Regions from separate parts of the Homo sapiens genome. Here region 2 is linked to region 1. The links are chromatin loops, found by intact Hi-C in ENCODE. Cell type or tissue: Caco-2. All regions are shown on one strand. Links, peaks and the distances in the headings refer to the core of each region. The heading gives the core; the rest is flanking DNA. Region 1 holds the start of LOC105378400 (a long non-coding RNA gene). Region 2 overlaps LOC107984249 (a long non-coding RNA gene).

What was found. Hi-C counts contacts between places; a loop is a spot of excess contacts. Peaks named below come from ENCODE experiments on the same cell type or tissue, not always from the same donor. Only the 100,000 strongest peaks of a DNase experiment are listed, where the experiment ranks them.
Region 2: a loop joins it to region 1, with 10 times the contacts of the local background. A loop is called at or near these places in 1 of 110 quality-filtered maps.

Annotation. Positions count from the first base shown.
Region 1 is chr10:84,836,542-84,851,813 of GRCh38, forward strand. It overlaps LOC105378400 (a long non-coding RNA gene), which reads left to right and starts at 10,694. Exons shown (of 4, transcript XR_946150.2): 1 at 10,694-10,990; 2 at 11,990-12,660; 3 at 14,595-14,688. In Caco-2, for the core only: a CTCF peak has its summit at 9,304 (motif pointing right); a DNase peak (open chromatin) is centred at 9,290.
Region 2 is chr10:84,958,996-84,974,267 of GRCh38, forward strand. The region is part of intron 1 of LOC107984249 (a long non-coding RNA gene); the gene reads right to left. Among named protein-coding and RNA genes, the nearest start is that of LINC01519, 230 kb to the right of the region's middle. In Caco-2, for the core only: no CTCF peak of the experiment used is centred there; no DNase peak of the experiment used is centred there.

The sequences.
Region 1 (15,272 bases), core at 4,968-12,967:
CAGAAAATGTAATTGATCTAAACAGGTACAATGCAAATCAGTAGTACAAGATTAAGCTGATTCCATTGCAACTGATCATAAACCAGCTAATTATTAGGTTGGTGCACAAGTAATTGAGGTAATGGCAAAAACCTTAGTTACCTGTGTGCCAACCTAATACATTGCTTTCTGAGACACTGTGTATGTTTGAAATATGAGGCCAGTGAAATAAACTGGCCAACAAAATATCTGATGGGCTGTGTAGTGTCACTAGTTTTTGACCTCTGTGTAGTTTTGGGAAAAGCTTGAATCAACTTGTCTCTTTTCACACAAACTATTGGATGAAATGCTGTTTTTAAACTGGTTGCCCTGTGGAGTCTACTGAGTGACAAAGTGGAGAAGACCTATAGATTGATGTGGCACCCACACCTCACACTGTATAGTTTCTCTCTTTACATTTTGTTCTTTGATTTATGAGTTCATGACACCCCATGATTCTATGGCTCAAAAGAGGTTAGAAAACCACTGGTCCAACTAAGAGAAAGCTCTCCCACCCAGGCAGTTCTTCAATTGTTTCCCTTCACAGAAGAGCTGAGAGCTGAGGGAATATGTCCCTTTCCTTTTCTATAGGATCTGGGCTGTCCCAACACAGGGTAGAGCTGTGACAGTCAGACCAGTCTCCTACTGCATGACCTCACCCAGGAGAAGCATGTGGCTGGATTCCCAACTTGAAATGTGTGCACTGAGGAAGCCCAGGTCCTCATTGCTCAGCAGGAGGGGAGGGTGCGATTGAATGCTGCCCAGCTGTGGGCTTCTCACTGGAGCAGGACCCCCTGATCAATTATCCCATTTATCTCTCAGCTGAATAAGGCTGTTAAACAATACCCAAAGCACTTACTGTCTGGGGAAAGCAGGCAAATGATGGCTTTCATATTTATACACTGATAGTTTCTTCTGTTATTTGCCTTAACAAAGCAACTCAACACAATTAGTGCAAACTACCAAAGGCTCCTGGTTATATTTAGCTAACAGATTCCATTTAAAGAGCAAGTAGCTAATGATCTGAAGCACAGACTGCTATCACAGCAGCCCTAATAAGCTGGAAATCAGGAGAATAAGCACTGAACATTCGCCTGGTGGGGGAGTGATTGAACCTGGAACTGCACCAACAGGTTCCACTCAGTGTCCTTAACTGTTTTACATGCAGATGCCCTGGAATTGGGAGGACACCTGAGGATTTTACCCCTTTTATGTTTTAATCCATCCATTTTTTTTTTTATTGTTAGCTCGCAGCTATGGGCGTCCCTGGGTCCAGGACAAAGGTGGCACCCTGACAGAACTCAGAAAAGGATGACTGAGATCACCTTCGAGGAAGGGACAGGCTCACTGTATCATGCTCACACCAACAATGAAAAACAGAAAAATGAATAATGACAGTGGGGTTTTGAAGAGTGGGAGCTGAAGGAGCGGGCTGGCACATGGGCCCTGCTAAGTCACGGGTAGAATGCGGACAAGGTGAAGGAAGGGACAGTCCAACTACAGAAAGGCATGGGCTTGGCCAGAAGCCCAGGACTGGAAGGCTTCGGGCATAGAAGGCGCCAGGCTTGGGGGCAGGTTGACCACAGCACGACTCAAACGGATTCATTTGGGTGTTCTTCAAATGTGATAAGCCTCTGTTTAGTGTTTCTCTTTTTATCTGTCAAAGGAGGAACCATAACGCCCACCGCATATGATTGGTGTGCCACAAAAATGTAATAACGTTAAAAATGTGTCTATACGCTTGGCAGACATAGACAGTCTGAGCACAGGCTGACTGCTTGGATCTTTGTCATTGTTGTCACAGTGCCGGTTCTGGTGGCTTTACCAGACATTAGCTAACAATGGAACATCTTCTCAGCACACTGTCTTCTTGCTCTTCAAAGAAGATATTTAGCTTCTCACTTGACTCTGGGTGTTTTCTTGAGCCACTAGTTGCATATTTTGATTTTTGAGCCAGACATATTGCAAATATTTTGGTAATTATTTGGTCCTGCACCAGGAGGGGATATGAATCCACATTTTCAAATTCAGTGTCTTTGTGATGGGGACATATTTAGGATGTGGCAAACAGTCTTACCTACATATTTAGGCACGTATCTTTGTGAATTGATGCTTAGTGGGGATTATGTGCCAGCCTCTGTGATGTGCATACATTTTTAAAATTTAATTCTCACATCACCTAAAAGAAATTATGATTCCATACTTCTTTTTATGGGAGAGGAGACTGAGGCGACTTGCTCACAGCCACAGACATTGACATTGGTTATTCATGATGCACTAAATCTTTTGTACTCCCTTCACTGTTTGACAATTACCTGTTTTGTAAATCCTGCGTTTCCAACACAAGAGTCTTAAACCACCACCGCTGCCGCCACCACCACCAAACCCCTGCCGTCCCAGCCTTCCTTGCTGCCGGGGTGCAAGTGTATAACTTAGATTCTACCAGTTAGATGCTAGCCATCTGGGAGGCCAGGCAGGCTCTGGTGCACCCACTTCGTGGTGGGACTGTGGTCAGAGGCAACATGGTTGTGGGTTCCTGAAACAGCAACTTATGTACCAGAACCACTGTGGTTTGGGGTGATAATCCTGAAAGTTTCACCTAGTGCCTGTTGCCCCTGCCTTTCCAAAGAGTAGATAATTTTTTAATAAATCCCAGAAAAAGCTTCCCACTGCCTACAACTCAGAAACTTGACTGAAAATCTGATTTGGGGTCTTTATTTCTCTATATTTTGTTAGAGCTGAGAAAAATGATTGCCTGCTACTCATGTCTCATGCTGCTCCTCTGTGCAGACTCTGGGATTGGCAGAGTCCTGCATCCTCGCCAGCCTCCACCTCTCCACCCGGTGACTGTCAGACCTTCATGCCGCAAACCCAGGCAGCTCCCACTGTCCCTTTCTTGGCAGTTAGGTTCCTATATTGAAGAAAACTCCAAAGAGACTTTAGGGTTCCAAGGCTGAGCAGCGCAGAGCAGATTGTACCCCATTGTGATTTCTTCTCTTGCTTTTCGTTTATGTTTACTTTTGTTTATGTTATTCTGTGTTATTTTTCCCTTTTTCCCATTATTTTTAAGTGGAATGCTTAGAATCATCATTTTTGATTTTTTTTAATTGTATAGCATCATCTAATGCTTTAATTTCACAAATAAGGTTTGCTGTACCAGGATCCCATAAGTTTTGCTATTTTAAAAATTATTTTAATTGTAACTTTACAGTTACTGTATTTTTTTTTCTCCCCTAAACTATGCAGTATAAGATGAAATTTACAAGTGTGGCTTTATCATAAGACTGGCTGGGTTAGAGTCCCAATTTCTATACTAACCAACATGTGACCTTGCTTGAAAGTTTACAGTGAGGACTGGCTAGATGATCCATGGGAAGTGTTTTGCTTAAACCAGTCTGTATGTGTTCATAATGAAGTTCCTTAGGGCACACTGAAGGATCTCTGAGTATTTGGGGTGGTGGAGGTACTGCCTATAAGTGGGCAGGAGTCTCTACAGAGGTATTGCATTTTGTGCTGGGCTCCTCCATCCACTGCTGCTGTCTTTATTATTTTCTTTGTGTTGTGCATTTGTTCGTATGTCTTCTTTATGCAGCACAACCTCCCCCTACCTAGACAGCTCCTTCTTTCTACACATGGTATAAATTATTCATCCCATAAGCCATCTCACATTTACTTAACTTTTTTTCTTTCTTCTAGTCTGTCTTCTGTTGCGTGGCACTTTTTAAAGAATTCATAGTAAAGGTTGGAACATAATATTCTTGTTTTTAACAATTAAAGTGATTATTTCACATTAATGAGCATTCTTATATAATCACCCAGGTGTGATTAAAACACAATAATTTTACACTCCCCTTTATTGAATATGAGAAATATGAGAAGTTCTTGCTTTTTAGCTTATTTCTGTAATTCCTGTTTCTTCCCCATTCTTTGCTCATCTAACTTGACTTAAATTGTTGATTTTTTTTCTTGCATGGTTTTTTTTTTTTTTTTTGAGATGGAGTCTCGATCTGTCACCCAGGCTGGAGTGCAGTGATGTGATCTCTGCTCACTGCAACCTCCACTTCCCAGGTTCACACCATTCTCCTGCCTCAGCCACCCAAGTAGCTGGGACTACAAGCACCCGTCACCACGCCTGGCTAATTTTTTGTATTTTTAGTAGAGATGGGGTTTCACTGTGTTAGCCAGGAATGTCTTGATCTCCTGACCTCATGATCCACCCACCTCAGCTTCCCAAAGTGCTGGGATTACAGGCGTGAGCCACCGCACCCGGCCTCTTGCATGATATTTTTGTTTTAAAATTAGTATAGTTATACCTCTTGGCAAAAACGGTTGTCTTCTGTTTATGCTCATCTTGATTTTGTTCTGGGCTGGATAGTTTTTTTACCTGTTTATCAAAATAGTCTCCAAGGCAACATTGCTTTAATTCAGCCCTTAGCCTTCTGGATAATTGGTTGACATATTTCTTAGGTTAATGTGAACACTTTCTTCTCTGCAAGCTTTACTTACCAATGCTAGTTTGATTCCATAGTGTAGCCATTGGGTCAAAACATTTCCCCTTTAGGTTTTCTGAAAATTAAATTAGGTCAGTTATAAACTTTTGTGGCCCCTCTGTGATGGTTTATTTTATGGTTTATGTGTCAATTTGAATGGGCCAATGGGGTACCCAGATATCTGGTAAAACATTATTTCTAGGTGTCCGTGAAGGTGTTTCTGGGAGAGATCAGCATTTGAATTGGTGGACAGAGAAAAGCAAATGGCCTCCATTGATGTGATGGGCATGATCCAATCCACTGAGGGCCTGATTAGGACAAAAAGGTAGAGGAAGGTTTGATGCTTGAGCTGGAACAAACATCTTCTGTTCTCAGTGCTCTTGGTTCTTAGGTCTTAAGCTTCAGATTGAAATTTCTACTATCAGACCATCAGCTTTCCAGCTCTCAGTCCTTCACACTACACCATGGGCTTTCCTGGGTCTCCAGCTAGCAGAGAGCAGATTATGGGACTTAGCCTCCATAATCGTGTGAGCCAATTCCTAATAATAAATCTCTTTTTACACACACGCGCATGTGCACGTGCACACACACACACACTCAGAGTCATCCTTGGTATCTATGCAGGATTGGTTCCAGGATCCCCCTCTGATGCCAAAATCTGTGGTGCTCATCCCTTATATAAAATGGTGTAGTAGCCAGGCCCGGTGGCTCATGCCTGTAATCCCAGCACTTTGGGAGGCCGAGGCGGGTGGATCATGAGGTCAGGAGATCAAGACATTCCTGGCCAACACAGTGAAACCCCATCTCAACTAAAAATACAAAAACTTAGCCGGGCTTGGCGGCACATGCCTATGATCCCAGCTACTTGGGAGGCTGAGGCAGTAGAATCGCTTGAACCTGGGAGGCGGAGGTTGAAGTTAGCTGAGATCGGGCCACTGCACTCCAGCCTGGGTGACAGAGCAATACTCCATCTCAAAAAAAAAAATGTGTAGTATTTTCATATAACCTACATGCATCTTTCTGTATGCTTTAAATAACCTTCAATTACCTATAATACTTAATACACTGTAAATGCTATATAAATAGTTGTTATATGCTGTTGTTTTCTATATGTATTATTCTATTGTTATTTTTATTGTTATTTTTTTCTGAATATTTTTGGTTTACAGTTGGTTGAATCTTTGTGTATCTGCAGGCCTACCATATAGACATCCTATTGGTTCTGTTTCTCTAGAGAACCCTGACTAATACACGCCCACCTTTGTCAATTAAAAAAACAAGGTGCCTTCCTATTACTGGAAACCTATCAGGAAAATTTATTTATGCAGCCTGAGACCTGTGGCACCAGCAGGTGTGAGTGTTACTTTTTCATAGGAATGGGTAGGATGAGTGGACTGTTGCCCACTTTCCAGTTCCTTGAAGTTTCTTTAATTGTAAAATGTGAGGAAAGCTTGTATGATCTGCTACAAGCCCCTCTGCTTAGAATCATGATTGCTTGAGTTTTATTTTTCTATCAAAGAATAAGAAGAAATTTTCACTTCATGCCCCCAAAATAGTTTTATGATTGGAAGGCATCTGTGGTCCATCTAATTTAATTTAATTTAACTTTTTGCCCCAAGAAATTGTTAAAAAGCCTTGGAACATATGCTTTCCCATCTCTTCCCTGAGTGTAATCCCTGGGTCCCTGGGTTATGTCAACAGAGACTCTGCTGCCAACCCTTGGCAACTCATTTCTCATCTGTTCCTTTCACCAAGGAGATTACCAGTTTGGCTCTGGATCTTGTAAATAATTAATGATCCCTCTTCTGGTAGAGGGCAGAAATGCTGCATGTAATATCTGGGCATTAATGCACACCAATTTTGAATGGGAACAAAAGGAGAATGGCACCCTTGGATTGGTGTTTCCCAGGTAGGGGAGTCCATTGGTTCCTGGTGCACTTTGCAGCACTCTCGGAGTCAGCCATTCTCTAACTCTGGTGGGTGTCAGCATCACCAGGAAAACTCAGTAAACATACAAAGCCCAGGACCTATTCTATGTTAATGTACCTGGGCCTCTCTGTTTTGTATTAAGTTCCCCAGGTGGTTGTGATACATCCCAAGTCTGAGAACCACTGCTAAATCATAAGGATGTTCCATTCTGTCTTATCAGCTCTCTGATGAATTTCACCTTTCCTGAACACCACCATGATCTACCTTGTAAGTGCTCCCAAGAACCCTCGAACACTCTAATCCTCTTGATTTTTCTTGCCCCCAAACATCCTAAGAAGTTTGTTTGAAACTCTGATTCATAGGCATCAAAGAATCTCCTTGTTTTTATGTCTTTCCAGATGTGAATGGCTGAGTCCTGTGCTTGTGTCTTCTCTGTCTAGGTCTGCTGTCAGCTTTCTCTTTCCATATTTGTGTGCACTGGCAGGGGCTCCCCAATGATACCTGGCATACTGTGGTGACTTTGCTGCCCTTATTGAAAATTTATTCTCTTTTTGCAATTTTTGTTTCCTTTAAGCTCTGTGCCAATGATGTCATTATTCTTAACCTTCCACCCCTACTTCCCACCCATGCAGTCTAGTCTCAAACCAACAGCTAGCACAATCCATTGAAAATATGTGTCCTCAAACTTTCCAATGACTACACATGATATGCCCAGACTCTATCCCCGGTTTTGAAATAATTTGGTACCCGATGTATTTCTTTCCTTCCCTGTCTACATATCCCCCCTTGGTGTAGTGGATGCTGTGATGTGTGGCCCAAATCCCACTTTAGGGCTGAAATTATTACTTTCTGTGGCTGTCAGGCCCCTGTGAAAGTTGCCTACAGATGGAGAAAGCTGCTTCTTCCAAGGCCATGCCCACTTCCTGGGGCAGATATATCCCACAACTGGGGGATGAATGGGCATGGAGCCTGGCCTCCTTGCCGAAAATCAAGACAACCCTGAAAAGCCATACTAATTTGAGGAGCTGAGTCCTCTGTTGAAATTATATCATGGCCCAACTTCTTTTGTTCAGTCTTATTTCTTCCCCTTTCTCTTTATGTGTATTGACCTGAGAATACTCTCTAAATAAATTGCTGGCACGATAATCTCATTCTCAATGTCTGCCTTGCAGGGATCCCAGTCAACGTAGTTGATCACTTTTCTCAGCCCTTGGCTCCCTTGCTTGGCTCAAATGATGCCAGGCATGAGAGCACCTCAGGGCCTTTGCATGAGCTCTGTCTTCTGCAGTTTCGCTCTCCCTTTGCATAGCATGATGGCCAGCTTCCTCACTTCAAGCCTCTGGTCAAATACCACCTCATCAAGCAGGCCTTTGAGGCCTCCCTGTGTAAAAGGAAAACCCTTTGCTCATTACCTTGTTTTATTTCTTTCGAACCCATATGAGCATCTGACACAAAGATTTTCTGCTTTACTATGTCTTTCCCTATCAGTATGTATGTCCCATGGAAATATTTAGTTTATTACTCTTTTGCCAGTGTCTGGCACAGAGTAAAAACCAAATAAATATTTGTTGAAAGAATGAATAATGAGAGAATTATATTTGCTTTCCTGCTTTAAGTCTGCAAGTACTTTCTCTTTCCATACTTTCCCCTGTTTGGCTGTAGTTTGATGTCCGGGATTTCCAACTGGAGACAGCATACCCTGTAGTATGTTCTTGACTAGCTGATTTAGTTGCTTGGGAGAAGTCGGGGAGATAGGATTTTTGGAAGAATGCCTGGATAAAGCCCATGTTCCCAGGAGAGAGGGGGAAATAATCTGGCTTGTTCCTTTTTAAAATTTTTTTAGGAAAAATTTTCCTCTGCTATATTTGAGCTGTCATATATCAAAGCACCGGACACTGACCTCTGTGTCTGTAGACCTTTTGCCTTTAACCTCATCACTATCTGTTATGTGTGAATTACAAGCAGAGGGGTTGAACTGTCATTCACAGTGATTAGCAGCCCTTTGGCCATAGGATTACACATCCTCATTTTGGAGGACCAGTTACTTACTGGTGAATGTCCCCAATTCACTAAGTCACTGAATGCACACTTACATATTTCTCTAATGTTTAAAAATCCTGCTGGGCGCAGTGGCACACGCCTGTAATCCCAGCACTTTGTGAGGCCGAGGCCGGGGGATCACCTGAGGTCGGGAGTTTGAGACCAGCCTGACCAACGTGGAGAAACCCCGTCTCTACTAAAAATACAAAATTAGCTGGGCATGGTGGCACATGCCTGTAATCCCAGCTACTCGGGAGGCTGAGGCAGGAGAATGGTGTGAACCTGGGAGATGGAGGTTGCAGTGAGCCGATATCGTGTCATTGCACTCCAGCCTGGGCAACAAGGGCGAAACTCTGTCGCAAAAATAAATAAATAAATAAAAATTAAAATAAAAAAAAATCCTCCTTCACTAAAATAATGAATACAAAGCCCTTGTACGAAAACTTTTCAATTAACAGAATGAAACTGAGCAAATCCTAAACTTGCACTTGCCCTGTGCTTGACAAGTTTTTGTTTATTTGTTTGTTTTCCCACATGGGAATACAAGACCTGAACTTTCCTTTCCCACTGTGGTTGGACAACAGTGTGAGGGAAGCCATCCAGTCCTCCCTGTGATTTTGGGAAGATCTTGATTGTGAAGGGCTGTTTGTAGACCCCATCAGAGGTGCCCAGGTAAATGAGCAGTGTCTGATTCAATTAACTGATAAGAATCCATTAGCACATCCAAGCCATCTTGTTTGAACACAGAGCACTGTGTACAAATAACCACCAGGGTGGCTGTCACTTCTTACTGGAGAAATCTGAGGCTCCTGTGTGTGCCACAGCCCAGAAGGTGGCACCATACACATATAAGGGACAATTGACTTTAAAATGCCAATGAGCCCTATGCAGGTAGCAATCTGTGAGAAAAAATCCTCTAATTGGATGGCTTTAATAGCAGAACCCACTTTTTCTGTGTCTGGCAGGCCTTCCGCTTTGAGAAGGTCAGGGCTTTCACAGTCTGCATATTTTTCTCTATTGCCCAGTGTGTTGGGGAGAACTCGAGTATGGGAGTTGGCCTACTTCATTTGAAATCTTGACTTTGCCATTTATAAGCTGCATGGCCCTGAGTGTAGTATTTAACCTTGGTTTTGCTCAATATAATTTAGGATTAATAAGAACTCTGTCATCAGGCTCTGAGGACTAAATGAAATAAAGTTCACTGAGTGTGTTACATACTGTCAGGTCTGCACACTTCCCCTTTGCATTAGAAAAGGGCACCGTTCTTGGCTGACACAGCCCCTCAGACTGGCATGTGAGTGGAAAGTGGGCTGGAATGCAGCCAGCTCCTATCAGCCCAGGGACCAGGCACTCAGGTGGAAGTCCTACCTCTAACCTCTCCCTACCTTACCTGGGGACTGGTGAGCCTGGAGTTTGTTGTGACTTAGATGACTAGTCATGGCAAGCGTTACTTCCCAGGGGGACAGATTCTGGTGCAATGTTACTCCTTTGGAAGAAGATGAAAGATAACCATGAAGTTTAAGACCTACAGCCTTAAAGGTACAAGAAGCATGCTACAGAGCCAGACTGAAAGAAAGAAATGCATAAATGAATATATCAAATTGATCTTTGTTCAATCATAAATTGAACAAAGAATTCTTAGAAATTGGAAGTGGAAGCTTAGCCCCAAAGTGGGAAGTTTTACCTGCTTGGAAAATTGAATTTGTTACCCTTTGGGATAGTGAAGTTCCTGGATAGCTTAAAGGAGTGTCTAAAATGTGGGTCCCTGTAAATGATGACTGTGAGCAGTAGAGCTCTAGCAGTGGGGACACGTTGCCATGGAAACCCTGAAGCTGGAAGCTCCTCAGGGCCTCAGAAAGGCTGTCAATTAGATCCATACTCTTGGGGAGTTTAATGAAAACAGACACTTGTCATTTTTTTAGCAGCCATCTAACATTATATACATTTAAAATATTTCCATGGAAAGAAAAGCCTGCCGTTAAGTTTAGCTGTTTATTTTAAGAGAATTCCCTTGTGTGGCTTTGACAGGGCAGATTTTTTTTTTCCTTCTTTCTTCACATTAAAGGAGAAAAGTGAGGCCCTCCAGTGTTTAGCAGAAACACAATTAGGAGAGTCACTGATGGTGGTTCATTCAGGCTGTTCAAGAGGCGCTTCAGTCCTCCTGCCCTTATTTACATCACAGTGGGGATGGGTGGTCCTACTGGCCCCTTCATGTTGTTGCCTCTCAAACTAGATCCCTCAGACTTCTTTGGAATTGTGCACCTACGCTGACTGGCTGGTAGGCACTTTTCTTTTAATGGGGCAGCTTAGGAAAGAAATCTTCATTAGATATCACTGTCTTCAAATGTCACGTGCTGAAGAATAAGGAATCATATTAGACTGACTTGCCATCTGAGGCCGGCTGCTGGGATCTGACTCTCCCCAAGAACACAAATCAATAGTCAACACAGAAACCACACTCCAAAGAGAAGCTGGTTCCAAGAGTGGCTATTACTATTTGCTTTCAATTGAATGTATGTATGTAGATATGTATGTGTTTATGTATTTGTTTATTTTTACCTAAATATGCCATTTTTGAGTTGTATTTTGCAGAAGAAACATATATATCTTGTATCATGGATATGACTGACTGTGAGATGGGAACGCTTTTTCAAACTAGACTGGGAACAGAGGCCCTGGTGGTCATGAACAATGTCAGGCGCATACAAAGAGCTGAAAGCCCATTCCAATCAAGTCTGTCTTTGCCCAACCCATTAGGCAGTCAAATGACAATTGAAAATCCAGTTCCCCACATTGAGAATCAAAGACTGGTGTCTCCTTGACTTCTGAGCCCAGGGCATCCTACTCTTTTTACTTTCCTTTTAAATGTCAAATCATAAGTAGGTCAACAGAAACCAGAGTGTTGTTACTTCTCCAGTTAAGTTTGGCTCATAAGAATGTAGCAAACTTTACTACATTTGGTTTTTAGCAATATTTGAAAATTGCATTTTATCGTTTGGATCTGCTAATTATCACATCTCTACTTGTGGCAAAGAAACTAACAATATTGATATGGAAAAGCACAGATATTGCTCGGCCTCACTGATTGAATCGGTGGGCGGTGGGGGGCGGTGGGCAGTAATCATACAGATTCCCAAAGTATGTATATTTTGTGGCCCTGGATAAAGATTATTCTAAGAAACCCCTTCTTGGTATAGTTACAGTAATTGTGGTAATTAGCACAGTAAAAAGAAGAAACATCAAGCCCTCATCAGATATCTGTCCCCACACAGCTCTTTCCTCTATTATCACACACTGCAAATGGTGGTTGGCAGAATGATTATACACATCATATGTATTAAAGTGGGAAGTGTTGAACAATGGTCAGAATGTAAGACTTAACATGGGGCCCAGCCACTAATTAACTGTCTGATCTTGGGAAAGTCATTTGTACAGCCTGGCTTTCAGTTTTACCACCTATAATATAAGAAAGCTGAACTAATTGATCACAAGTTTTCTTTTTGATTTTCCAGGTGCAAAGCCTCCCATTTTGCCTTGAGGACCATAGCAAATACCTCCTTTCTGGATGGACAAGGGAGACCCTTGTCAGCAAGAATTGTGCTACAGTCTCCCAGCCTAACCACAAGGACACACAAGGACTAGAACATTCGCTCTGCTTCTACACAGCATTGGCAAGAGTTTGAACACCTCTTTCTCAAACCAACAGCAAGAGTTGCCCAGGAAGTGCATTCACTAACATACTCCCCTAAATATTCTTGTGTGAAAAGAAGAGATATGTTGCCATGAATGGGTCTTTCAGTTGGTATTTGTAGGACTGCAAAGTTGCAAAGCTGGCAACATGGTAATAGCTTAGAGTGTTAAATTTTGTGATTTACTACTTGATATGGTAGCACAAAATTAGAACTACAAGAAGAATAAAGGCTTGGTCACCTTACCTGTAAGATCTACTAATGACAATAACTTTATAGAGAAAATTGCTCCTCTTTAAGCAATGCCTCATCTGACTTGATGCTCTCTGCTGCAGAAGGTGAAATTGCAACAATTACAAACTTGATCTTGGCTGTGACCCCTGAATTGACCTTTTGAAGGAACCTGGATTATGTCTGAATCTATTATCTCTGCAAGGAGACCAGCTGTCTTCAGAATTGCTTTTGGGGCCCCGTAATGTCATCGTGAAATTGCAGTTAGTAATCTTGCCAACAATTTCCAGATTTGGTGCAGATAAGCTTGAACACATTTGACTCTTTGGTTTCCAATGTTATTTAGAGAATTGGATGACTTAAAGCATTTATTTTTTTCAACTCAATTCTTATCATAATCCATCAACATCACTGTGTTTTTATTCTCTATTTCATTTTTATATGATCCTATTAGTTGAGAGAAACACAAGTGACATTTTTCTTTCCTATGGCCTTGTCTCCTTTTTGCCTTTGCTAGAACTCAGAGATCATATACCTTTTACTAAATTAGAATTCAGCCATATCCTCTGACCAACAATTTTCCTAGCACTGATCTTCTTCACTGAGTTTTGTTAGGGATGAAACAAAGGCAGTTCTTTCTGCTCCATGCAAATGACATTTGCAACCTGTCCCTAAATCACAGACCGGAAATGCTTCTCTTAGATGACTGAGGCTGATACTTTTGAAATGTGCTGCACTCCAGGTACCTTTGTGCTGTCTCCAGGAAAATGAAAGTGAGTTTTTGGATTGAGAGTGAGTCAAGCTTCCAAGCTGTTAAGGAGCATGGGTTTGATGTGGCTCCATCATGGCTATGTGGTAACTCAGCAGAAGTGTCATTCAGGATGTGTGAAGGGCATCAATCTCAGAGACTTGGCTGCCTCCCTTTAGGTTTCCAGATGAAACTGACACTCTTTGTTGTCAAGGAGCCAGTGGTGCTGAATGACCTTACACCAAAGGGGGTGCTGGCCTGCTTTGGGGGCATTTCTGCTTCTCCTCAATTGCTTGCCTCGATATAAGAAAGTTCACTGATCATGGGCCAGTATAGAAGTGCAGAATTTACTTTATCCATGTGGGGTCATATATAAATTCCAGATTCCTCCTGTACAATTTATTTTTTTGTTTGTCATAGCAGTAGACAGAAAAATGGTAATCAAAGTACCAGTCATTCATTCCAATTTGACAAAACACTCATTAAGACTCTGCTGCACTGGGATTGGTGAGGGGATTAAGAGATAAGACAACCCCTGTGTATTTGGTGCCATAACTTGAGTGGATTTGATGTGAGACATGCTGGGACTTAGTGGCATGTGGGGAAAGGGAAGGAGTCAAAGTGGGGAAAGGGAGGGAGTCAAGGCTGAAATTACGGATGTGAACTTTCTGTGGGATATCTCTCTCTCAACAGGTGGCCAGCATTGGATTCTATTGCATGGAAGGTATTCCAGTACCTTGTACTTAGTATTCAAACGAATGTAACTCTAGGCAAGGCTGATCTTTGATGTTCTATGTATGGGAATATCTTGAACTACATGATTTGTTCATGCAGACATGGCCCCTGCTACTAGTTAGGTCTAGTGAGCCAGGACTCTGTTTCCTGAAACAAGGACCAATGTGGGTTATATATATTGTTATCATCCTGTTCAAATAAGTAGGAGTTTGGGGCATGGTTTCATTGCAGTGATCACTCTATGCTCTTTCATATATTTACTTCACTTGGTTTCTGGTACACCAAATGCCTTGAGTTTTTTTTTTTTTTTCTCTTACCTTAATAGTCAATCTCCTCATTCTCCCTTACTGGTTCCTCATTCTCTCCTGACCTTTTAATGCTGGAATGCCCCTGAGCTCAGTACTTGATTCTCTCCTCCTTGTTGACACTCACCCCTTTATTCAGTCTCTTGGCATTAAAGGGCATCTATATCCTGACAACACTCAAATGTCCATTTCTAGCTCAGGCCTCTGTCCTGAACTGCAGACTTACTGAGCCTGCAGCCTAATCCGCATTCCACAGTGGCGTCTCAAACTCAACAGGCTCACACGGAACTCCTTTCCACCTGCTCCTTCTGCAACTTTCCACGTTGCAGTTGATGGCAAACCTGATCTTCCAGTTGCTCAGGGAAAGAAGCCATGAAGCCATGTTGATTCCTCTTTTTCTCGCACACAGGACATCCAATCTGTCGGGAAATGCTGTTGGCTCTCCATCTGGAATATATTCAGAGTTGAAGACTTTTCACCACCTCTTCTAATATCACCCTTGGGTGAGTTATCAACATCTCTGGCATGGAATATGCCAATAACTTCCTAATTGCCTCTTGCTCTGTCCCTCCTGCATAATTTCAATTCTATAGCCAAAATTATTCATATAATACTGAAACTGACCCTATAAACTTTATAAAATTAATCAGGGAAGAAGAGAGTGGGAGAGATGAAACTAAACTCAACTTGCAGCACACTCAGCATTAATCACTAGGTCAGCCTGTGCCCTGACCTGCTTCCTCGTGGTTGCCTGGTGCCTCCTGTCCTGGAATCACATAGATCCTAGATTATAGTTCCCTCTTAACGGTTCTATGGGTAACAGTTTGAATGTTATAAAACATTATCTTTGAGCTATTCCTTCAGGTCCTGCATACTGATGAAACTACTGACTCTGCTGGTCTCTAGGACCTCACAAGGAGCTGACTCACCTAAGAATGCAGTTTCCATGTCCTGATAATTTCATTCCCCGTACTGTGATGAATTAATAACCCCAATTTTCCAGCCTCTCACCTTCCATGATCCCCTTAAAAACCCTAGCCCAGAACTTCTTGGGGAGATGGATTTGAGGGTCTCCTCCCTTCCCCTT
Region 2 (15,272 bases), core at 4,563-12,562, 120 kb after region 1:
TCTGACCTCAGATGATCCGCCCGCCTTGGCCTCCCAAAGTGCTGGGATTATAGGTGTGAGCCACTGCCTGCAGCCTTAAGTGTTTTTATGTTTTCCTTTATGTTTCATGTCATGAAGGTAAACGTAACAAAAACGAAAACACCATGAGGTGGAGTGAGTTTCTCAACACAAACAGGAAGGAAATGTCCAAGCAAGAATCCACACCCAGAGTACCTTACACTAAATTCTAGGCCCTGAGATGTTCCCTCAAGAAGGCAACATTTGAGCTACACTAAAGGGAGCGGAGTGTTTGGAAATGCAGATTTAGCAACACAGGGAAAAGCAAAAGCTGAAACAAACACCTTGAAGACAGATGAATGCAGAATGAGTTCCACTGTTGCCCTCCCGGGAATCATAATGACCCCTAAAGCTACAAGAAATGAACAGTTTGTACTAGCCTAGGAACAGAAAGATAAATCAATGGAATGGAAGGGAGTCCAGAGACTCCTAGATAGATACATGAGATATCAGCGAAGCGGTCCTCACAGGATTAAGAATAATTCTGGACAGAAATATAATTAAGCATTCATCAGGCTACACTTTGGCCCACTTCCTTTCAACCGAAAGTCCCTTAGGACCAGATACTGACCATTTGCATTACCATCGTTCCTGTAGATAGATTTCTGTTGTTAGAATTATAAGGCTTTTCTTTAAGAATTAATCTGCATTCCTATTGTTCTTATAGATAAGATGTCTGACATTAGACTCATAAGGCTTTCATTTAATAATTGCTTAAGATGTTTCTCAGATCCTGAAATCCAGTGGAACAGTTGACACCAACCATTTTGAAGACCCCCATAGAGAAACTGAATCAGCATGAGAAGAGTTTTTTCATCTTCCTCCCTCATGACACTATCTTGCGCTCTTTCACCAACAAATGATCACACTTGGGCCCACTCCAAACCCCTTAAAAACTCTAGCCCCGAACTCCTTAAGGAGATGAAGTTGAGGTTTCTTCCAGTCTCCTCATTCAGTGGCCTTACAATGAAACCTCCTTCTCTGCTGCAACCCAGTGTCTCAGGATATTGACTTGCTGTGTGCATTAGGCAACGAAGCTATTAAGATAACATTGATTTGGGAAAAGATGGCATTTAAAATCAGTGGCTAAATGATGAAGTATTCTAAAATAAATGGCATTAGACATTTTTGGAAGGTTAAAATAAAGGCATACTTCAACCTCAGATTACTTAATTATATATAAAGAATAAAAGGACTAAATAAAAAATATAGTCAATAATAAAAAAACTAAAATATTTTAACAGTTTGGTGATAGGCAAGGTATTCTCATATAAGAACAGAACTCAAAAGCTGTAAGAAAAAAATATACAGATTTGAATATATATGATTTGAACCATTGAATGGCAAAAATTACTAAAAACAAAGTTAAACATTTAAAAGAAAATATTTGCCATCAAAATACTAGACATAGGATTAATAACCCTAATATCTAATGTGTTTTTATAAATAAGTACAAAATAGATATCAACAGAAATAAAAGATAAAAGATGAACAGGTTATTCAAGCAAAAGAAATACAAATAGCTAATGTACTTTTTTTAAAAAGTCAAATTTACCAAAGATAGGGAAAATGCAAGTTCAAACAACAGCATGGCACCATGGATTTCCTATCATGTGGGCAATATTAAAAATGGTTTGACTGTACCAGGGATGGTGGGAATGTGAAGAAGAGAGTACTAGGAAAGAGACGCACTGTTGGGCATTTCATTTTCTTTGCAGCACCCACTTTGTTGGGAAATGACTCTCTTCTGCATTCAAGCCCCTTGGTGGTCATCGTCTTATAGGACTTTGTCCATTCCAGAAGTCAAGGACTTTCAAAGGGGAAGACTTTCCTTTTAAGTTTTTTTATTACAGTTTTTATTTTGAAATAATGATAGATTCATAAGCAGTTGTGAGAAATACAGAGACAGTCCCTGTATGCTTCAGGCAGTTTCTTCCAATTTGTAACATCTTGCAACATTAGAGTACAATGTCACAATCAGGATAACTGACACTGATATAGTCAAGATATGACATTTCCATCACAAGAATCCCTCCTGTTCTTTTACAGCCATACTCACTTCCCTCCCCTCCTCACCTTCCCCCACTGCCTCCTTAATCACTGGTCATCACTAATCTGTTCTCCATTTCTATAATTGTGGTGTTTCAAGAAGATTCCATAAGTGGTACATACCATACAGTATGTACCCTTTTGGGATTGGCTTTTTTCACTCGGCATAATTGTCTGGAGATTCATCCAGGTTCTTGTGTATATCAATGGTGCATTCCTTTTTATTGCTGAGTAGCATTGTAAGGTGAGGATGTACCACAATTTAACAATTCACTCTCTAAAGGAATCAGTTGTTTCCAGATTTTGGCTATCACGCATAAAGCCTCCATAAATATTCATGTTCAGGATTTTGTGCGATTGTAAGTTTTTATTTCACCAGAGAAAATGCCCAAGACTGTGATTGCTGAGTTGTTTAGTAGTCACAGCTTTAGTTTTTTTGTTTTTCTTTTTTCTTTTTTTTTAACTGCCAAACCTTGTTCCAGAGTGGGTGTACCATTTTACATTCCCACCACGAGAGGTCCAGTTTCTCTGCATCCTTGCCGGTAGTTGGTGTTGTCACTGTTCTTTTTTTTTTTTTTTTTTTTTGAGACAGAATTTCTCTCTTGTTGCCCAGGCTGGAGTGCAATAGTGCAATGGCGCGATCTCAGCTCAGCACAACCTCTGTCTCCCAGGTTCAAGCAGTTCTCCTGCCTCAGCCTCCCGAGTAGCTGGGATTACAGGCATGCACAACCATGCCCAGCTAATTTTGTATTTTTAGTAGGGGCGGTATTTCTCCATGTTGGTCAGGCTGGTCTCGAACTCCCAACCTCAGGAGATCCACCCGCCATGGCCTCCTGAGGTGCTGGGATTACAGGCGTGAGCCACTGTGCCCGGCATTACTGTTCTTTATTTTAGCCATTATAATATTATGCAATGACATTTTGTTGTGATTTTAATTTTCATTTCTCTAATAATGATGTTGGACATCTTTTCGTGTGCTATTTGACTTGTGAATTGTATTAACATTTTTTAGCATTCCATTTTTATTTATTGTGCTTTTGAGTACACATCTTGAACAGCTTTTTTAGTGACTACTCTCCATATTACCTTATGTACGAAACATTATAGTCTACTTGTTTCATCCTTTCACCAATGTGACTAAAGTCTAGAAATTTTACCTACCTTATGTCTTTTTATTTGCCTCTGTTTAGAATATAATTGTCTTAGATATGTCACGTGCATACATTTAGAGCCACATTAGAAAGTGTAATAATTTTTGCTTCCACTGTCAAACATAATTTAGAAAACTCAAGAGGGAAGGAAAGTTGATTATATTTACCCATATTTTGTTTATAATGTTCTGTCTTCTTTGTTGATCTTTCAATATTCTTTCTTTTATCATTTCTTCTGCTTAAAGAACTTTGTTTAGTCATTCTTCTGGGTAGGTCTGCTGGGAACAAATTCTCTTAGTTTTCCTTCATATAAGAATGTTCTTATTTCCCCTTCATTTCAGGAGAATATTTTCAATGTTTGCAGGAATCTGGGTTAATTGTTCTTTTTTTCTGCACTTGAAAAATGTTCTGCCACTTCTGTCTGACCTGCATGCTTTCTGATGACAAATCCATTCTACTCAAATTATTTTTCCCTTATAGATATTTTATCTCCTGCTGTTTTCAAGATTTGTTTCCCCTTGTCTTTAGTTTTAAGATATTTGGTATAATTTATCTTGATGTGGATTTTTTGTTTATCCTATTTGCTCAGCTAAAGCCTGTAGATTTATGTCTTCAGTCAAATTTAAGAATTTTTCAGCCATTATATTTTCAAGTTCTTTTTCAGCCCTGGACTCTTTCTCTCTTCTTCTGGAACTATTATCATGTGAAAATTAGATCTTTTTTTATAGTCTCACAGGTCTCTGAGGCTCTGTTCCTCCTTCCCCCTTTTGTTTTTTCTATTTTTTCCCTATTGTTCAGATTGGGTACTTTCTAGTGTTTTACACACTTCATTCATTCCTTCATCTGTTCCTTCCATTCTGCTCTCCAGACCATCCATTATGTTTTTTATTTTAGTTATTATATTTTTCTGTCCTAAAATTTCCACTTGGTGATTCTTTATATATCTTCTCTGTATTTGCCGAAACTTTCTGGCTTTTCTTTTCAAGTTTTTTCATAACTGCCCACTGAAGCATTTTTATGATGGCTATTTTACAGTCTTTGTCAGGTAATTCTAATACCTCTGCCATCTTGGTGTTGGCATCTATGGATTGCCTATTTCTATTCAAGTGGAATTTTTCTGGCTCGGTAATTTTTTCTTAAGAACTGGACATTTGGGGTATTAGGTTATAAGATGCTAGGTCTTGTCTAAACCTTCTGTTTTTAGTTGGCTTTTTCTGATACTGCTCTGGCAAGGGAAGGGGGTGCATGGTGTAGCTGCTACCAAGTTGGAGTGGAAGTCCAGGTTCCCACTCAGACTCTGTAAACCCCAGAGTGTGTGAGTGTGCCAGGGGTCTCTGTGTTCCTGTTGCATGAGGCAGGGGTTCTAAAATGGCCCCTTACTGGGCCTTGGGTCAAAGCACTTTTACTGGGAGGGATAAGAGTGCCTCCTTAATCCCTCTACATGGCCTCCACTGACACCATAGTGGGGTGGCCTCAATGACACCTAGGAGTGGTAACAGTCTTGACTCTCCCCTAGGCTTCCAGCAGAAAGTGGGAGGAACACTTCTTTACTGCGAGTTGGGAATAAGTCCAGGTTATCCACATGTGCACCATAGTGGGTGGAGGTTAGGGCGGTTATTACTGCCCAGCAGAGATGAGTGTCCTGGCTCCCTCCGCAGCCTTTTCTAATAATCATGAGGGTGTGTGTGGCAGGGATGGTGTTAGGGGCACCTCCGCTCAGCCTGACAGTGTGAAAGTCTTCTTTAGCTCCAAGTCTGGTGTATAGGAGGCAAAAAGAAAACCCAGGAAACTCGCCACCATGCTATTCTTTGGGTCCTGAGATCTTTAGCCCATCTGCCTTCCTTTCTCCAACTTTCAGGGCGTCCTTCTGTTTGTTTTATATATAATGTGTAGGAATAATGAAGAGATTAAGGAAAATTATGAGAGTATCATCCTACTTTCTGCACAGTGACTTCATAATGCATTTTCAGCATCTGCTAAGCAGGTTCTCTCCCATTCATCTGCTTTATACATTTTTTGAACACTATCAGACTATTTTATCCTTTCTGAAAGATCATTTTATCTTGTTTCAAAAGAATAACCACAAAATTGGAATTTTAATTGGAACTGAGTTAAGTATATGTACACATTTTATATTAATTAGGGGAAAATAATATTTTTATGATAGTCTTACATCCAAAAACATGCAATGTTTCATTTTTATTGTTCTATTTTATGTTCTTTGAGATCTAATAGTTTTCTTATGATAGGTTAAATGCTTTTTATTGTTAAATGTATTCCTAAGAAATCTATTTCATTTAGTTTTTACTATGAATTGATTATTTTTCTCCATTTATGTCTAGCAAAGATGCTATTAGTTTTGTATACCTACCTTGTACCCAGTCACTTTGTCAAATACTGTTAGTAATTTTGTGAGCTTTTTACTGGAATCTTTTGTAGCTTTTAGGCATGCAATCATATTATCAACAAAAATGTTTTTAATTATTTGCTCCTCATCTCCATTGCAATATTAATTACTTTATGAGTTTAGTGGTCAAAAAAGAAATACTGAAAAAAATACCTTTCTATGTGGAAATGGTTTAATCAATGTCAAGTTGTCCACAAAACTGAAAGATAACTGCATGTGGAAATAAGTTAACTTGGATAGATTTCAACAGTGAAAAAGCAAAATGCTGTAATATGATTCTGTTTTTTTCTAAAATAACAGAAAAGTGTCAGTATGTAGATATATATACAATATATGTGTATATGATTATATAGGTAGAGGGAAAGCTACGGAAAGATGTCAATAGAGTTATATTTATGACGGGTAGATGAGCAAAAACAAACAAAAAAGACTGCATTACACTATGATGTTAATCACCATGGAAACAGCACAAATGATAAAATTCCAATCATATTAAATTACAAAGAGATCTATAAAAAGACACATGGAGTGATGGCCAAAGCCATGTTACGGTGCCCATGATCTCAGGTGGAATTTCAGGGTAATTTGGTTTTTGTTTTATTTTTTATGAATTATTCACAATGTTTACTATAAGAAATTATATGATGATAAAAACACAAGATAAAGCTTTTTTTATTATAATGTTTGTTTTAAAGCACAATGCCATTAAGGCAATTCCAGCTTAAGAATTAACTTGTGACTTTTGCAAATCTGTGCCATATTGGTTAAATTTCTTTGATAAAAACTCTAGAAAATGAAAGAGAAACAATAAGAACCAAATAATCAATTTAAATAGCCTGAATTGAAGACAAAACTTTGCAATAATCTTTTGGAAGGAAAAAGGCCTCGGCAGCACTGGAAGTCTAGAAAGTGGGAAGTGGTGATCAATTTCTTGGTACTTCAGAGTGAATGCACTCAGATTGTTTTCCTCCTGGGGATCACTGGGAGCAAGAATTAAAGTCTTAAGTCATAGAGCACAACTGTCCAAGCTTGGCTTACAAGCAAGGCCCTTGTTCAGAGTAGGCTGGAGCTGACTGGTTTAGTCTTGCCAAGAGTATATACAAAGAGGAAAGGGAATACTTTCCTAAAGAAGGATTGGGATGCACTCACCAAAAGAAGGGGATAACCAGTCTGGGGAGAATTAAAAAAATAACCAAGCAGGGGCTCATAAAGGCTGAGGGTCTGCCAGATGCGATATCCTCTGCTGGGATGGTCACTGCTCAGTCTGAGTCCATCTGCATTCCTCTTCCTTCCCACAGGCATTGGGGGTTCAGCCTGCAGTTCTCTCCACTAAGTACATTCACAGGACTCCCCTTCCTTCAGGTCTCACAGTCTCTGTCACTATTTTTCCTTCATGTTTCCCTTGCCTGTTGGAGTTCAGGCTCACTTCTTCAAATGGACATACGGTTATAGCAATAAATCAAAAGGGAATAAAAAGAGCAAGATGTACTATAAACTGTCTCAGTCGAAGGGATAAATAATCTGAGGAAAGTCAGGTTAAAAGAAATAACTACCATGAAGAATTAAACATTTATTGGATCACCGTGGTACCCCAGAAAAGACAGAGGAATAGGATTGGTGGAAGAAGATACCCCTAACTGGTCCATGCTGGGAGCAGGCCTTTAGCTATCTGCTGAGATGAGTGCCACCCATTCACAAAAATTTGAGGAGACTTTAAATGAAGAACTTTTCCTTCTTCACATGAAAAGACCCACCATTAGGGACTTTGTTCAGAAACTTTGGTGGGCATTCAGCTTCAAGGAATCTTTCTGTGTGTGGATCCTGTTTAGCTACACTAGTGGCTGAGAGCAATAATCATTTATCCTTTCTCTCAGGTGTGGGTCTGCGGGGGTGAATCTCCTTCTTGGTTCAGGTGTGCGCGTTGCTGGGGTCATCTATTCTCTATTCTGGTCTCAGGCAGAAGAGGCATCAGCTAATGGGGGAAACTTTTCTAATGGAAGTGGCACAAGTGGGAGAGGAAAAGGCCACCAGTGCCAGCACATCGCAAGCTTCTGTTTGTATTGCATCTGCTAATGTTTTATTGGCCAAAGCAAATCGTGTGCTGTGTCTGATATCTAGGGACTGGAACTTCCTACTCCATGGAGGTTGTGGCTGGGGAGAGGCAGTGAGTGATTTTGAACATGGAAACCATCTCCATTCCCACAAGATCCTGCCTGAGTGGGTCAGGGGATAATCAGAGATCCCAGAGTTGGGTAGATGTGTCCCCCAGTGGACTAAAAAAGAACTGACCAAAAAAATGTTGAAAGAGAAGAGGAAAGGAAAAGAGAGAATGAGGGAATCTGAAACTCTGTTAAATATTAACTATCATTGTTTTGGAGTGACAATATGATATGTGATTAGGATTTTCTATATTATTTTCAGCATCTGGCACGGATATCTAATGTTTTCTTAATCGGAAATAATACACAAAAGAAAGAAAGAAAGAGAGAGAAAGACAGAAAAAGAAAGAAAGGAAAACAAAACAAAGAAAGAAGGAAAGAAAGAAAGAACGAGAGAAAGAGAAGAAAAGGAAAGAAAGAAGGAAGGAAGGAAAGAAGGAAGAAAGAAAGGAAGGAAGGAAAGAAGGAAGAAAGAAAGGAAGGAAGAAAGGAAGGGAGAGAGGAAGGGATGGAGGGAGGCAGGGAGTTTTCCAAGGAGCCTTTTGCTTCTCAGCTAGTGGAAGCAAGAACAACACAGCATTGACAGCGGGGACCGGAGAACATTTGGTTTTTTAAATATAGTTTTTAAAGGGAAAGTGAATTCTACAAAATGCCCATTTTTCTATGCTAGTTAAATTCTGCACCCAGGGCAGAGGCTAAAGATCACATTTTTATAAGAATTTTTTTTTTAAGAGATAGAAAACCTCTTTTGGAATTGGTGTCCATTCTCAATTCTGTTAAAAGGATGATGATTTATTGGGTCAAATATGCTGACTTTCTTCTCCTATTCTTCTTCTCTCATTTCCTCATCTGAAAAACTAAGATGCTGAATGCAATGATTGCTAAGATCCCTTGGAGATCTAACTTTCAGTAATTCTAGTATTTTTCCTTCAGCTCAGTTATTTCCGGGTCTACTATTTGAAAACATGCTCCAAGGCAAGAGGTCGAATTATTTACCCTGCTTCATGCTGACATTTTCATAGTAGCTACCAGAAAAGAAAATGTGAGCAGTTCTTTTATTATTGTTTTTCAGTTACACAAATATTAATAGGTGTTATACAAATTTAAAAATATAAACAAAATAAAAATCACCAAACCCCAACACTATTAACCTTTCACAGTATGTTTCTAGCATTCTTTCAGTGTGTGAATATCATAACTTATTTTGAACAATTATTGATCTCATTTTTTTAACTTTATGTATTGTGACATTTCTCCATGCAATTAGATTATCTTCTAAGCATTTACCTTGAAGGGTTAGATAAGATTTAATAACTAAATTCTTTATAAACTGTATTATTGCTAACCTATTTTTTGACCTATTTTTTTTTTTAGTATAGAGTAGGGATGAAATCCATGGGTTTTGAGATTTGATAGCCCGAGCTTGAAAGACTGGGTCTATTATTTACAGACTGTAAAAGAAGTAAAGTCTTAAGTTGTAGAGTACAACTATCCAAGCTTGGGTTACAAGCAAGGCCCTTGTTCAGAGTAGGCTGGAGTTGACTGGCTTAGTCTTGCCAAGATTATATGCAAAGGGGAAAGGTAATACTTTCCTAAATAAGGATCTGGATGCACTCACCAAAAGAAGGGGTAACCAGTCTGGGGAGAATAAAAAAAAAATACCAAGCAGGGGCTCATAAAGGCTGAGCATCTGCCAGAGCCTGTATCCTCTGCTGGGATGGTCACTGCTCAGTCTGAGTCCATCTGCATTCCTCTTCCTTCCCACAGGCACTGGGGATTCAGCCTGCAGTTCTCTCCACTAAGTACATTCACAGGACTCCCCTTCCTTCAGGTCTCACAGTCTCTGTCACTATTTTTCCTTCATGTTTCCCTTGCCTGTTGAAGTTCAGGCTCACTTCTTCAAATGGACACACGGTTATAGCAATAAATCAAAAGAGAATAAAAAGAGCCAAGATGTACTATAAACTGTCTCAGTCGAAGGGATAAATAATCTGAGGAAAGTCAGGTTAAAAGAAATAACTACCATGAAGAATTAAACATTTATTGGATCACCGTGGTACCCCAGAAAAGACAGAGGAATAGGATTGGTGGAAGAAGATACCCCTAACTGGTCCATGCTGGGAGCAGGCCATTAGATATCTACTGAGATGAGTGCCACCCATTCACAAAAATTTGAAGAGACTTTAAATGAGGAACTTTTCCTTCTTCACATGAAAAGACCCACCATTAGGGACTTTGTTCAGAAACTTTGGTGGGCATTCAGCTTCAAGGAACCAAAGTGCAGTATTACTGACCTGAGTAGACAGAAGATACATCTGTATATGTATTTGTAAAGTTATTGTCACTGTTCCCAAACTGAGTAATCACGAGCTGAAAAGGAAAAGGAAGTTGTGGGGGCATCATAGGTCCCCTTGCCATTCTGGCACCAGACACTTCTGTGAAGTTGAGTCAGGGGCCATGGGCCCTTTGCATTTCTGTATGTGAGAATAAGCAATAGATCATGTGAAGCAAAGCACCCACAGGCATTCTTCTGGAAGTGACTCTTTGTGTCTCAAACTGCTTAGCCCCTATCTGATCATCTGGTTTGATTAACAACCGTAGGGCAGCCTGGAACACACATGATCCCTCGACCTTAATCCCTTAGGGTGTGGCAGTTAAGGGAAGGCTCTCAGGTCTGAAGGGGTTGGACTAAACAGAAACAGAAAGGACATACACTCATACCTTAAAAGTACACAGTGCCTCATGGTGTAAGAACTCACTGCACTTGCACTATTACTGGCATTTACAATTGTTTCCCCAATAAATAATGAACATCCTTGTATGTGCTTTTCTCCTGCTGGTGATTTTATTTTTATATATTAATTTAATTTTTAATTGACAAAAATTATGTGAATATATGGTGTACAACATGATGTGCTGATATATGCATATATTTTGAAATGACTAAATTAAGCTAATTAACATATCCATTACCTCACATACTTATTATTACTTTTGTTGTGGTGAGAACATTTAAAGTCTATTTTCTTAGCAATTTTCAAGTCTTACTATTTCCTTAGGACAATATCTTAGAAGTGCAATTGTCTTTTTAAGTATGGCTATTTTTAAGGCTTTTAATAAATACAGACCATCTTGACCTAAGAATGAGGTGACCAATTTACATTCTAATGAGAGGATTTGCTTCCCTATGTTTTCACCTAAATTAGTATGAAATACATAGCTAAGTTTTGTTTCTATGATTCTAAAAGTAATATTATGAACATGTTTATTGTGAAAGCTCCAAAACTTTGTTTTTAAACAAGTACATTTTTCAACAAAAGTAGCTCTGAGCCATTATTTTTAATGCAAGCTAGTATCCCATGGACTGATGGTATTTTATTTCACCAGTTCTTTATTAATAGGCATTTATATTGGATATATTATTTTGCTACCTGCTAAATTTTATGATTTGTCTCGCACATATATTTAGTGAATTTGTCCAATTATGCCCTTCATGTAAATTTTAGAAGTTAATTTACTAAGTTAAAGCATAATCAGCCATATAAGTTTAATTTGTTAATTACTCATTAGCAAATTACTACTTTGAAAGGTTATACTAACTTATATTTGCTTCAGTGGTGGCCAGTTGTGCACACCCTTGATAACACTAATTATTGTTATTTTCAACCTTTATTAAATTTTAGGAACAAAAGGCATATCTTTTTCTAAATTATAGTTCTTAATTTATTACTGTTTGAATATTTTTGCTTATGTTTAAAAGCCATTTGTATTTACCTTTTGGGGAATCTCCATATTCTTTTTTCTCATGAAGTTCTTTTTTGTTTGCTATATATACTATTAATATTATCCTAATAATATTATTAATAATTTTTACATATTATACATAATTTAACACTATATATTAATATATTGCTATTTATCAGGGACACTATTTTTTCTATGTATTTACAGTATTTCCCTAGTTATTTGTTTGGCTCAAACCTGTCTTTTTAATGCTAAGATTAGAATGACCTGTTATTCCTAGATTACAAGCATATTTTTCTAAGAATTTTTTCAGTTATTTTAAAATTTTATTTTTATTTGACTCTTGAACTTCTCTAGAAGTATTTAGGTGTCATCTATAACATTAGAATCTAATTTTATTTTGTCCAAATTTAGCCAGTTTTCCTAGTACCATTTGATAAATAATTCATTATTTTAAGCATTTAAAACTCATCTTTAGCATGTGTTAGATTCCATTTTGTTTGTCTGTTTCAGAGTTCTCAGTTCTCTTTCCTTGTTCTGTTAGTGTGTGCACCATCATCAGGTGGGTTAAATCATAGTGTCTTTTAATGTGCCTTAATAATGTGTTCCTTCATCACTTTTTGTGAATATTTTTCTGTGTTTTCATAGAAAAATGCAAAAGTAAAAATCATTTTTTGGTCAAATTAAGAACTACTCCCATTTTAATTTTGATGAAAATTAGGAGAGAATGACGTATTCATAATCATGAGTCCTTCTATCCAAGAGCATGCCTGGTCTCATAATTACACCATTTAGTCAAGTTTTATAGTTTCCATCAGGTAAGTTTTTTAAATTATATCTTTTTATGTCACAATGTTTATTCTATATTAGCATAGAATTTTTTCTTAATAATTCACATTTATAATTATCAGCATTATAGTTCTTGCTTTTGTAATAGTTATCATTTTTGGCCTTATTACTAAACATCTTTCATCATTCTAATATATTTCTATCTGGTATTTTTCAGTTATTTCCAGTCAAGCAGTCATATTTGTAAGCCATGATAACTTTGGTCCTTCTGTTTAATTATTACACTTTTCTTATCTGTAATATTAACTAGAAGTTCTAGAACATCCAAAATAATTACAGTGATGCTATGCTTCCTTTTTTCTTCCTGAATATAATAGAAATGCTTCAAGACATGGCCAATATTTTCTACTGATTTCTGATAGATATTCTTTATCATACCAAATAAGTAGCTTTCTGCTCTGAGTTTTCCTAGAATTTTTTTCCCTTTGGTTAGGATCAAATGTTAAATTTTACAAAACGCTTTCTCATCATCTATTGAGATGTCCATGCATTTTTTTCTTCCTTTCACCTATAATGTGATGAACTAAAAATACTTCTAGGATTTAGGTTCCAAGGGGGCTGAAAAGGAACAACTCTAGTCTACAGCTCCCAGCGTGAGTGACATGGAAGATGGGTGATTTCTGCATTTCCAACTGAGGTACTGGGTTCATCTCACTGGGGCTTGTTGGACAGTGGGTGCAGGACATTGAGTGCAGCCCACAGAGTGTGAGCCAAAGCAGGGCAAGGCATTGCCTGGCCCGGGAAGTGCAAGGGGTTGGGGAATTCTCTTTTCTAACCAAGGGAAGCTGTGACAGATGGCACCTGGAAAATCGGGTTACTCCCAACCTAATACTGTTCTTTTCCAACGGTCTTAGCAAACAGCACACCAGGAGATTATATCCGGCACCTGGCTCGGAGGTTCCCACGCCCATGGAGCCTTGCTTATTGCTAGCACAGCAGTCTGAGATCGAACTGCAAGGCAGCAGAGAGGCTGGGGGAGGGGCAGCCACCATTGCTGAGGCTTGAGTAGGTGAACAGAGCAGCCAGGAAGCTCAAATTGGATGGAGCCCACCCCAGCTCAAAGAGACCTGCCTGCCTCTGTAGACTCCACTTCTAGGGGCAGGGCATAGCTGAATAAAAGGCAGCAGAAACTTCTGCAGACTTAAACGTCCCTGTCTGACAGCTTTGAAGACAGTAGTGGTTCTCCCAGCACAGCATTTGAGATCTGAGAATGGACAGACTGTGGCCTTAAGTGGGTCTCTGACCCCCGAGTAGCCTAACTGGGAGGCACCTCCCAGTAGGAGCTGACTGACACCTCATATGGCTGGGCGCCCCTCTGAGATGAAGTTTCCAGAGGAAAAATCAGACAGCAACATTTACTGTTCTGCAATATTTGTTGTTCTGCAGCCTCTGCTGGTGATACCCAGGAAAACAGAGTCTGGAGTGGACCTCCAGCAAACTCCAACAGACCTGCAGCTGAGCGTCCTGACTGTTAGAAGGAAAACTAACAAACAGAAAAAAATCCACACCAAAACCCCATCTGCACATCACCATCATCAAAGACCAAAGGTAGATTAAAACCACAAAGATGGGGAGAAACCAGAGCAGAAAAGTTGAAAATTCTAAAAATCAGAGTGCCTCTTCTCCTCCAAAGGACCGTAGCTCCTTACCAGCAATGGAACAAAGCTGGATGGAGAATGACTTGACCAGTTGAGAGAAGAAGGCTTCAGGCAATCAGTAATAACAAACTTCTCCCAGCTAAAGGAGGATATTCGAACCCATTGCAAAGAAGCTGAAAACCTTGAAAAAAGATTAGACCAATGGCTAACTGAATAAACAATGTAGAGAAGACCTTAAATGACCTGATGGAGCTGAAAACCATGGCACGAGAACTACGTGACGCAAGCACAAGCTTCAGTAGCCGATTCAATCAATTGGAAGAAAGGGTATCAGTGATTGAAGATTAAATGAATGAAATGAAGCAAGAAGAGAAGTTTAGAGAAAAAAGAGTAAAAGGAAACGAACATAGCCTCCAAGAAATATGGGACTGTGTGAAAAGACCAAGTCTATGTCTGATTGGTATACCTGAAAGTGACAAGGAGAATGGAACCAAGTTGGAAAACACTCTGCAGGATATTATCCAGGAGAACTTCCCCAACCTAGCAAGGCAGGCCAACATTCAAATTCAGGAAATACAGAGAATGCCACAAACATACGCCTCGAGAAGAGCAACTCCAAGACACATAATTGTCAGATTCACCAAAGTTGAAATGAAGGAAAAAATGTTAAGGGCAGCCAGAGAGAAAGGTCGGGTTACCCACAAAGGAAAGCCCATCAGACTAACAGTGGATCTCTCCGCAGAAACTCTACAAGCCAGAAGAGAGTGGGGGCCAATATTCAACATTCTTAAAGAAAAGAATTTTCAAACCAGAATTTCATATCCAGCTAAACTAAGCTTCATAAGTGAAGGAGAAATAAAATCCTTTACAGACAATCAAATGCTGAGAGATTTTGTCACCACCAGGCTGCCTTACAAGAGCTCCTGAATGAAGCACTTAACATGGGAAGGAACAACCAGTACCAGCCACTGCAAAAACATGCCAAATTGAAAAGACTATTGATGCTAGAAGAAACTGCATTGACTAACAAGCAAAATAACCAGCTAACATCATAATGACAGGATCAAATTCACACATAACAATATTAACCTTAAATGTAAATGGGCTAAATGCTCCAATTAAAAGACACAGACTGGCAAATTGGATAAAGAGTCAAGACCCATCAGTGTGCTGTATTCAGGAGACCCATCTCACATGCAGAGACACATATGGGCTCAAAATAAAGGGATGGAGGAACATCTACCAAGAAAATGGAAAC